Linked DNA regions of Homo sapiens: regions 1 and 2 are each linked to region 3. The links are chromatin loops, found by intact Hi-C in ENCODE. Cell type or tissue: heart right ventricle. All regions are shown on one strand. Region 1 has its middle 8.5 kb from the start of RAET1L. Region 2 has its middle 27 kb from the start of ULBP1. Region 3 overlaps LRP11 (LDL receptor related protein 11).

The links. A loop is a pair of places that touch in the nucleus more often than their neighbours do. Peaks named below come from ENCODE experiments on the same cell type or tissue, not always from the same donor. Only the 100,000 strongest peaks of a DNase experiment are listed, where the experiment ranks them.
Region 1: it touches region 3 in a loop (9-fold over the local background); 61 of 110 quality-filtered maps call a loop at or near these places.
Region 2: a loop joins it to region 3, with 2.2 times the contacts of the local background. A loop is called at or near these places in 8 of 110 quality-filtered maps.

What each region holds. Positions count from the first base shown.
Region 1 is chr6:150,015,791-150,018,290 of GRCh38, reverse strand. No RefSeq gene overlaps it. Among named protein-coding and RNA genes, the nearest start is that of RAET1L, 8.5 kb to the left of the region's middle. RefSeq lists an enhancer at 1,106-1,345. In heart right ventricle, CTCF peaks have their summits at 993 and 1,192 (motif pointing right); a DNase peak (open chromatin) is centred at 1,180; H3K27me3 peaks cover 2,290 bases.
Region 2 is chr6:149,989,420-149,991,919 of GRCh38, reverse strand. No RefSeq gene overlaps it. Among named protein-coding and RNA genes, the nearest start is that of ULBP1, 27 kb to the right of the region's middle. RefSeq lists an enhancer at 352-935 and a silencer at 1,096-1,155. In heart right ventricle, no CTCF peak of the experiment used is centred here; a DNase peak (open chromatin) is centred at 972; H3K4me3 peaks cover 765 bases; H3K27me3 peaks cover 2,500 bases.
Region 3 is chr6:149,839,605-149,842,104 of GRCh38, reverse strand. All of the region lies in intron 3 of LRP11 (LDL receptor related protein 11), which reads left to right. The region is part of intron 11 of RAET1E-LRP11 (RAET1E-LRP11 readthrough); the gene reads left to right. Among named protein-coding and RNA genes, the nearest start is that of RAET1E-AS1, 23 kb to the left of the region's middle. In heart right ventricle, a CTCF peak has its summit at 1,362 (motif pointing left); a DNase peak (open chromatin) is centred at 1,214; H3K27ac peaks cover 1,187 bases.

The DNA of each region.
Region 1 (2,500 bases), 180 kb before region 3:
AATGTTATTTCATTTTTCCTCCATGATATGGAGTAATAAATGAGTGATTCTGCCAGACTTTGTGTGGAAAAAGAGAATCTACAAAACATGGCTGAAAAAAATCAGAGACAAAACAAATACATGGAAAAATATTTCATGCTCATGGGTTGGAGAATCAATATAGCTAAAATGGCCATACTTCCAAAAGCAATTTATAGATGCAACACTATCTCTATCAATACCAATGTCATTTTCCACAAAATTAGACAAATCTAATCTAAAAGTTCTTTGGAGTTAAAAAAGAGCCCAAATAGCCAAAACAATCATAAGCAAAAAGAACAAAGCCAGAGACACCACATAGCCTGACTTCAAACTATAATATAAGGCTACAGTGATCAAAACAGAATGGTACTGGTACCAAAATAGACACTTAGATCAGTGGAACAGAATAGACAGCTCAGAAAGAAACCTTCACACCTTTTAACTTTCAACAAAATCAACAAAAAAAGCAATGAGGAAAGAGTCCTAATTCAATAAATGGTGCTGGGATAACTGGCTAGCCATGTGTAGGAGAACGAAACTGAACCTCTACCTTTCACCATATATGTAAAATAACTCGACATGAATTAAAGATTTAAATGTAAGTCCTAAAACTATAAAAATCCTGGAAGATAACCTAGGAAATGCCACTTTGGACATACAGCCTGACAAAGATATCATGATGAAGACACCAAAAGCATTTGCAACCAAAAACAAAAATTGACAAATGTGACCTCATTAAACTAAAGCGCTTCTCCACAGTAAAAGAAATTAGCAACACAGTAAACAGCCTATAGAATGGGAGAAATATCTGCAATCTATGCATCTGGCAAAGCTCTAATATCCAGAATCTACACGGAACTTAAACAACTCAACAAGCAGGAACAAAATTCCAATTAAAAAATAAGCAAAGAATGTGAACAGACACTTTGCAAAAGAAGACCTGCAAGTGGCCAACGAACATGAAAAAATGCTCTTTGGGAAGCCGCGGTGGGCAGATCATGAAGTCAGGAGTTTGAGACCAGCCTGACCAACATGGTGAAACTCCGTCTCTACTAAAAATACAAAAATTAGCCAGATGTGGTGGTGCATACCTGTAACCTGTAATGGTGCATAGTCTGATGTTGGAACTATGAAATACCTTGGACTGGTACTTTCCAGTCTTTTCCAGCAGATGGCACTGTTCATCTTTCAAATATTTCAATAAGCCCAGAGGGTTTGCCAACAGCGAGTTTGTGCCCTGAGCTCCTTGGCACACAACCTGGGATCCACAGCCAAGGGCTAGAGAAGACAAAAGAGACATTGACATCATGGTGGAAGAGGAATCCATAAAGAGTTCATTTCTGAGGACTGGGGCAGTTCCTCCCACCCTGCAGATCAAGATGCCCTGAGGGCAAAGAGCAGAGGGGTACTCTGGTGGCCCAGCAGTTCTGCCCTGGGGGAGGATTCTCTTCTGCTGCAGTGAAAACCAACAGGACGCTGCTTCATCCCAAGGGGACCAGGAAGATAGATCAGAGTGAGGAGCTGTCTGAGTGTTTCAGATCACACAGTGACTGCCTGCTTGATGGCTTCAGAACTCCTTCATGAGCTGGGAGACAGCCCCCAAGGTGAAAGGTGTGTGGGCAGGATGGGCTCGACATGACAACTCTCAAGATGACACGCAGTTTCTCCCATGTGTTTCTGTGTGTCTTTTTGTGTGCCCGTGTATGTGCATGGCTGTGTCTGTATTTCTGCATGCATTTGTGTATGTGTGTCTCTGTGAATGTGTGTGCCTGTGTGGTGTGAGTGTGTGTGAGAGATTGTGCCTGCATGTCTCTGTGTGTGTGCATGTGTGTGTGTGTGTGAGATAACATGCATGTATGAATGTTGAATTGATTTTCTGGTTGACTTGCTGTGGAGGGAGTCAGGGACTCCAGGGGGCTTCCTGCCCACCCCTCGTTCCCTGTAGCCAGTAGCACAAATGGCGTAATAAAAGGTAGTTTAATTTCATTTCATGCAAATGTAAAACTTTTGTGCTTCCAAAAGAACTCCAATTAGAAGATTAAAAAAAAACTTCCAGAACGAGAGAAAATCATTGAAAATCATATATCTGGTAATGGACTGTTATTCTGAATATATAAAGAACTCTTCCAACTCAATATTACAAAGGGAAATAACCCAATTTAAATATATGCAAGGAATTTGAATAGACATTTCTCCAAAGTGAGACAGGTATACTACACGGTGGTCTCAAAAGAATAGAAAATTTTGGGCAGCAGTTTCAGGTGACTAGCAAAAGAAATCTGTTGAAATATCTGCAGTGGCTCTGGGCTGATAAGTTGCTGAGAAACAGCATGTGGACCAAGCTGACTAAGAATGAGTGGATCCAACATGGCCCTGGATTTGACCTAGGTTTCACCTGGGACCTCATTACATGCTGATAAACACACTAAACACACACTAGCCAGCTCCCTAGCAGTTCTGAGAATACCCATATTTGGTG
Region 2 (2,500 bases), 150 kb before region 3:
GGGTTTGTCCTCCTTTGACCTGCTGAGGTCTCTTTCTAGGGGAAAAGCCAGATCTTCAGAGCATTGGCTAAAAGCAATCATTCCAACTATACAACCTCACCGTTTGCATGTAGGGCAAACAAGAGGCTAGTGGGAGAAATTGAGAGAAAGATTTGGGGAATGAGATGTGCATAGGGGCTGGCACGTGCCCAGGAAGCACCTGAGAAGGCCACATCTCTGATCTTTGGCTGACCTGGAGGTTCTGTGCGGGCAGGAAGTGGAGCTGCAGTGGTGACATCAGCTGCCCGCCTGAGTGCGGCAGGGGCAGGAGTGCACCACACACACAAAGCCCTCAGCACTGGGGAGAGACTCGCCGGCTCAAGGCATTGATGCAAACCTCTGTCCAACCTCACCTAACTGAGCAGAGACTCAAGCCTCAACATAGAGTCCCACCGTGTCCTCTGGCCCCCTCCAATCCTCTCGTCCCTCCCATCCTCCTGCTGTTATAGGAGATAAGAAAGAAATCATTTAGGTAGATAGGGTAAAAATAGTCCACGGCAAAAAATTTTCCTTCTAACAAAAAACAGCTCAGAAATTGCTCTCTTTCTAACCCCAAGCAGTTCAAAGAAATCACTTCTCTTCTAACAAGAGCAGTCTAGAAGATCAATAAAACACAAGTAAGCAACTCGGGCACACAACTTCCCCTGCGCAGGCGCCGCTCACCAGCAGCCTCAAAGCAAGCAGGAATGGGATCCGCGCGGAAGCCGCACTTTTGGAGCCCCAAGGACCCCAGCTGTAAGGTCACGTCTCGGCAGGAGCTGGGTGTAAAGTCCTCCCCGCGCCCAGCACCAGGCTGTAGGAGGAAACCATCAGCCGCCTCTGATTTCCCCTCACCTCAAGCTCGGAGATAATAACTGTCCCCTGCCGCGATGGGGTGGAGTTCTCACGCGTCTTCCAAAGGCAGTTCCGCCCGCGGGTCCCGCTAGGCGCCCGGTGCCTGCTGGTGGGACATCGGCGGCCGCTGGGCGCTCCCTGCGGGGCATCAGGCAATCGGGACGGGACCGGAGCTCGGGCGCAGACGGTGCCACGGGAGCGCGCAGAACCCTGAGGGATGCTGCCGGGCGGAACTGAAACCCCTCGCAATGAACTTTGAGGAAAGGCTTTAGCGGTTGAAATCCACAAAAGCCTTTAATATCCTCCCTGAGGCGCGCAAGAGACAAAAATGACTTTAGAGCGACTCCGACCCGATTTCATCACCCACAGACACACAAAAACCAACCACACAGAAAAAGTACAAAACCCAATCCGTGCTCTTTGTGAAACACTCATTTAAGACAATAAAGAAGCAGCGCTCAGATGGGAGAAAAGATTTGCAAAACAATGAAGTGAAATGATCTCCTGGAAAGGATGGGAAGCAGGAGACAGGAGGAGTGAAACGTCAGGACTTTTCTCCGCGCTTCGGCTCCACCCGGGTGACCAAAGCCCCACACGGCTCAGCGGGAAGCTCCGCAGTTTCCCCTGCGCGGCGAACACCGGTGTCCTCGGCATTCCGTCGCCAGGTCCCGGTCCCAAAGGCGCTGGCTGAGGGCCCCACGTTGATTCATTGCATTCTGGCTCTGCTTCTGCTGCAGGACTGTCCCTGGACGGCGCGAGCCGGTGAGTTCCAGGAATGGGTCGGAGAAAGAGGAGAGGGCGTCGCGGAGGACGGATCTTTCTGACCGCGCCGCACCCTTCTCAATTCCCCACGCAGGGCTCCTTCTGCCCCTGTCGCGTCCCTGGGACTGCTTCTCCCGGCCCGAGAAAACACAGTGGCGGAAACGAGACCAGAAACTAAGGGCAGTGAAACAGCTGGTCGCCTGGAATAAATGCTTGGTCTCGCGGCCAAGGAAATCAAGGACGGGGACGCAAATCCACGGAGTGAGATTGGAGCAGGAGTTTTATGGGAGAAAGGAAAGAACAGCTCTCTGTCACAGAGAGGTGTCCCGAACGGGTTGCCAGGTTGTAGTAAAAATGTCAGAGTTTTTATAAATGGGCCAGTGAGGAGGGGGTGTCTTATCTCCATAGGGCCCGAAGAAGCGGTTAGGACCAGGTGTGCCATCTGCATAGGGCAGAGTCTCTAGCAGCCCACACCCCATTCTTTGATCATACAGTCAGGCTCTTGGTTTGTGTTGCTCTGCGCTGCTTATCTGCCTGTGACAAAAGAGGATGAAGAGTTTCTGTGCCTGTTCCCAGGCACCTTCTTGCAGCTGCAGGCATCCCCACCCCATGCGCGCTTCCGGCTTCCCTATCTCAGTGTGCCTAAAGAAATGGACAGGGGCCAGGCGCAGTGGTTCATGTCTGAAATCCCAGCCCATTGGGAGGCTGAGGCCAGTGAATCACCTGAGGTCAGGATTTCGATATCAGCCTGGCCAACATGGTGAAACCCCGTCTCTACTAAAAATGCAAAAATTAGCTGGGCATGGTGGCGGGCGCCTGTAATCCCAGTTACTTGGGAGGCTGAAGCAGGAGAATCGCTTGAACC
Region 3 (2,500 bases):
GGACCCATCAATTTGAAAGTGCTACCTACACATTTTCATAGACACTTTACGCAGATGCAGTTATATTAATAATATAACTTTAAATACATATGATGGTTCTCACATTCTGTTGTACAATGTAACAATGTAAAACTTATTTCATTCATCTATGTTTCTTACTTTTCTAAACATCTACATTTTTTTTTTGAGAGGGAGTTTTGCTCTTGTTGCCTAGGCTGGAGTGGGAGTGCAGTGGTGCAGTCTCGGCTCACTGCAGCCTCTGCCTCCTGGGTTCAAGTGATTCTCCTGCCTCAGCCTCCCAAGTAGCTGGGACTACAGGTGTGCACCACCACGCCCTGCTAATTTTGTATTTTTAGTAGAGACAGGGTTTCACCATGTTGGCCAACCTGGTCTCGAATTCCTGACCTCAGGTGATCCACCCGCCTCAGCCTCCCGAAGCACTTAGACTACAGGCGTGAACCACCGCGCCCAGCCCAACGTCTACATGTCTAAGAAAGATTAGGTCATCAAATTTTTTAAAATATCCATTGCATGGAACTTAGCGACACTAAAGATATTGTAGTATTGTAGAGGGAACCCCTCACCACACACACAATTCACTTCTGGAGAGGTGCTAAGGTCTTGTACATTTAAATATCCTGTTACTCGGTCATCGTGTATTTTCTTAGTGTATGCAGTGTGCAGGGTCCTTGCCAGGCACTGGGGATAGAGTGGTGCACTGGTGGTCCCTGACTCTGGTAAACTTGCAGTAAGTCTGTGACATTTTTGAATTCTCAGTATTCAATACTCAGGATCCAGATGGTAATTAAGCCAGCAGAGTGCAGAATGAGGATAAAAGAGTTGGAACAGGACTGTGATTTACTTGTACTATATTGGATCTAGCCTTCTATCAAAAACTGAGGTTAGTATGCATACTGGAAATGAAATTTTCTAAGGAGTTAGAGATTTTAGGATCCTAAGGACTTGTCAACTTTGATAATTTTCATAGGCGGCATTAAAAATTTGTTTGGCTGATGACAACCTGTCCAGCCAGGGGTTAAGCTTACTGTAAGGAAGCAGGGTAACCATTCACAGACAGGACAGGCACCAAACTCCAGCCCGTGCCAGCACTGTGAGGTCACCAGTGATAGCGAGTAAACAGTCTGTCCAGCTCAGCCCGGATTCCATCAGCCCTGCTAATTCATTGCAGCTGGACAGGAGAGCCAGCCAGCTACTCAAAACATTGTTGAGTCCCTTTGCTGGGCAGCTACTCAAAACATCATTGGTCCCTTGGCCACCAGGACCAGTGGAGACATGACATTGTCTCCAGCAGGGATGGCTCACTTCTGTAGATCTGGGCGCCCTCTAGAGGGCTTTCCCCCTGGGTACCGGGACTCACCTGGACAGGGTCTGAGTCAAGTGCTGACTCTGGGAGGAAGGGACTCTTGGGAAAAAGACACAGATACCCTGTCATCCCCACAGAAATCAGAAAAGGATTGCTCTTGTACAGCTGAAGTGCCTGGGAGGGAGGAAGGGCCTGCACTGATATGAGCAGATGGCCAGCACCTCACCGGCCACTTGTTTGTCCTGGTTTATTTCCTCAGGCAGCTTTCCGGGCTCCAGAGGTAAATTGCCAGCTGTAAATTTCTGGCCCTTCTCCAAGATGATAATAAACTGTATTTGAAGTAGCAGAGAGTGGTGTGTGAATCATTTTTGATTACTCAGTGGCCGCTTGAGTATAGGTCTTGTGTGGGTAACTTTATATGGAAAATAAAAAGGAATTGGTGAAGTACTAACTGCTGTCTAGAATCACTTAGTGGTTATATTGGAATAACATGCTATGAATTAAAGTTAATAAAACACCACAGAGAGACATTGGAAAATAGAGGTAGAAGAGACAAGTGTTTCCCTCCCCTGCATTGTATGTATTGGTCTTGCAATGAATGACCCAGATGTTATGGTAACCAAGGGTGACACTAGCTGAGGTAGACAGATGAGCAGGTACCCTGCTTATATGATCATAACTTGGTTCAATTTTTAATAAGTTGACATTTTGAACATTTTTCATGCTTAGAAAAATGATCAAACAGCAAGCCAGCAAGCTCTTCCAACATGATCTAACTCAGCAGTCTCCAAACAGGATGCCCCTGAGTTGTTCAAGACATTTTTAGGGTGAGAAAGAAGACAGCAGAGTTTATATTTTTGCTGATTTTTAATTTTTTTCCTTAAAATTTGAGTATATTTTATAAGATACACCCCATGTTAGTACAGTAGTATGCACGTATTATTTATAAATAAACCGGACTAGCCGGATGTGGTGGGACACGCCTGTAATCCCAGCTACTCAGGAGGCTGAGACATGAGAGTCAGTTGAGCCTGGGAGCTGGAGGCTGCAGTGAGCTGAGATTGTGCCACCGCACTCCAGCCTGGGCGACACAGCGAGACTCCGTCTCAAATAAATAGATAAATAAATAAACTGGAGATGCCTGTTCAACAATATATTATTGATCAGGATGCATGA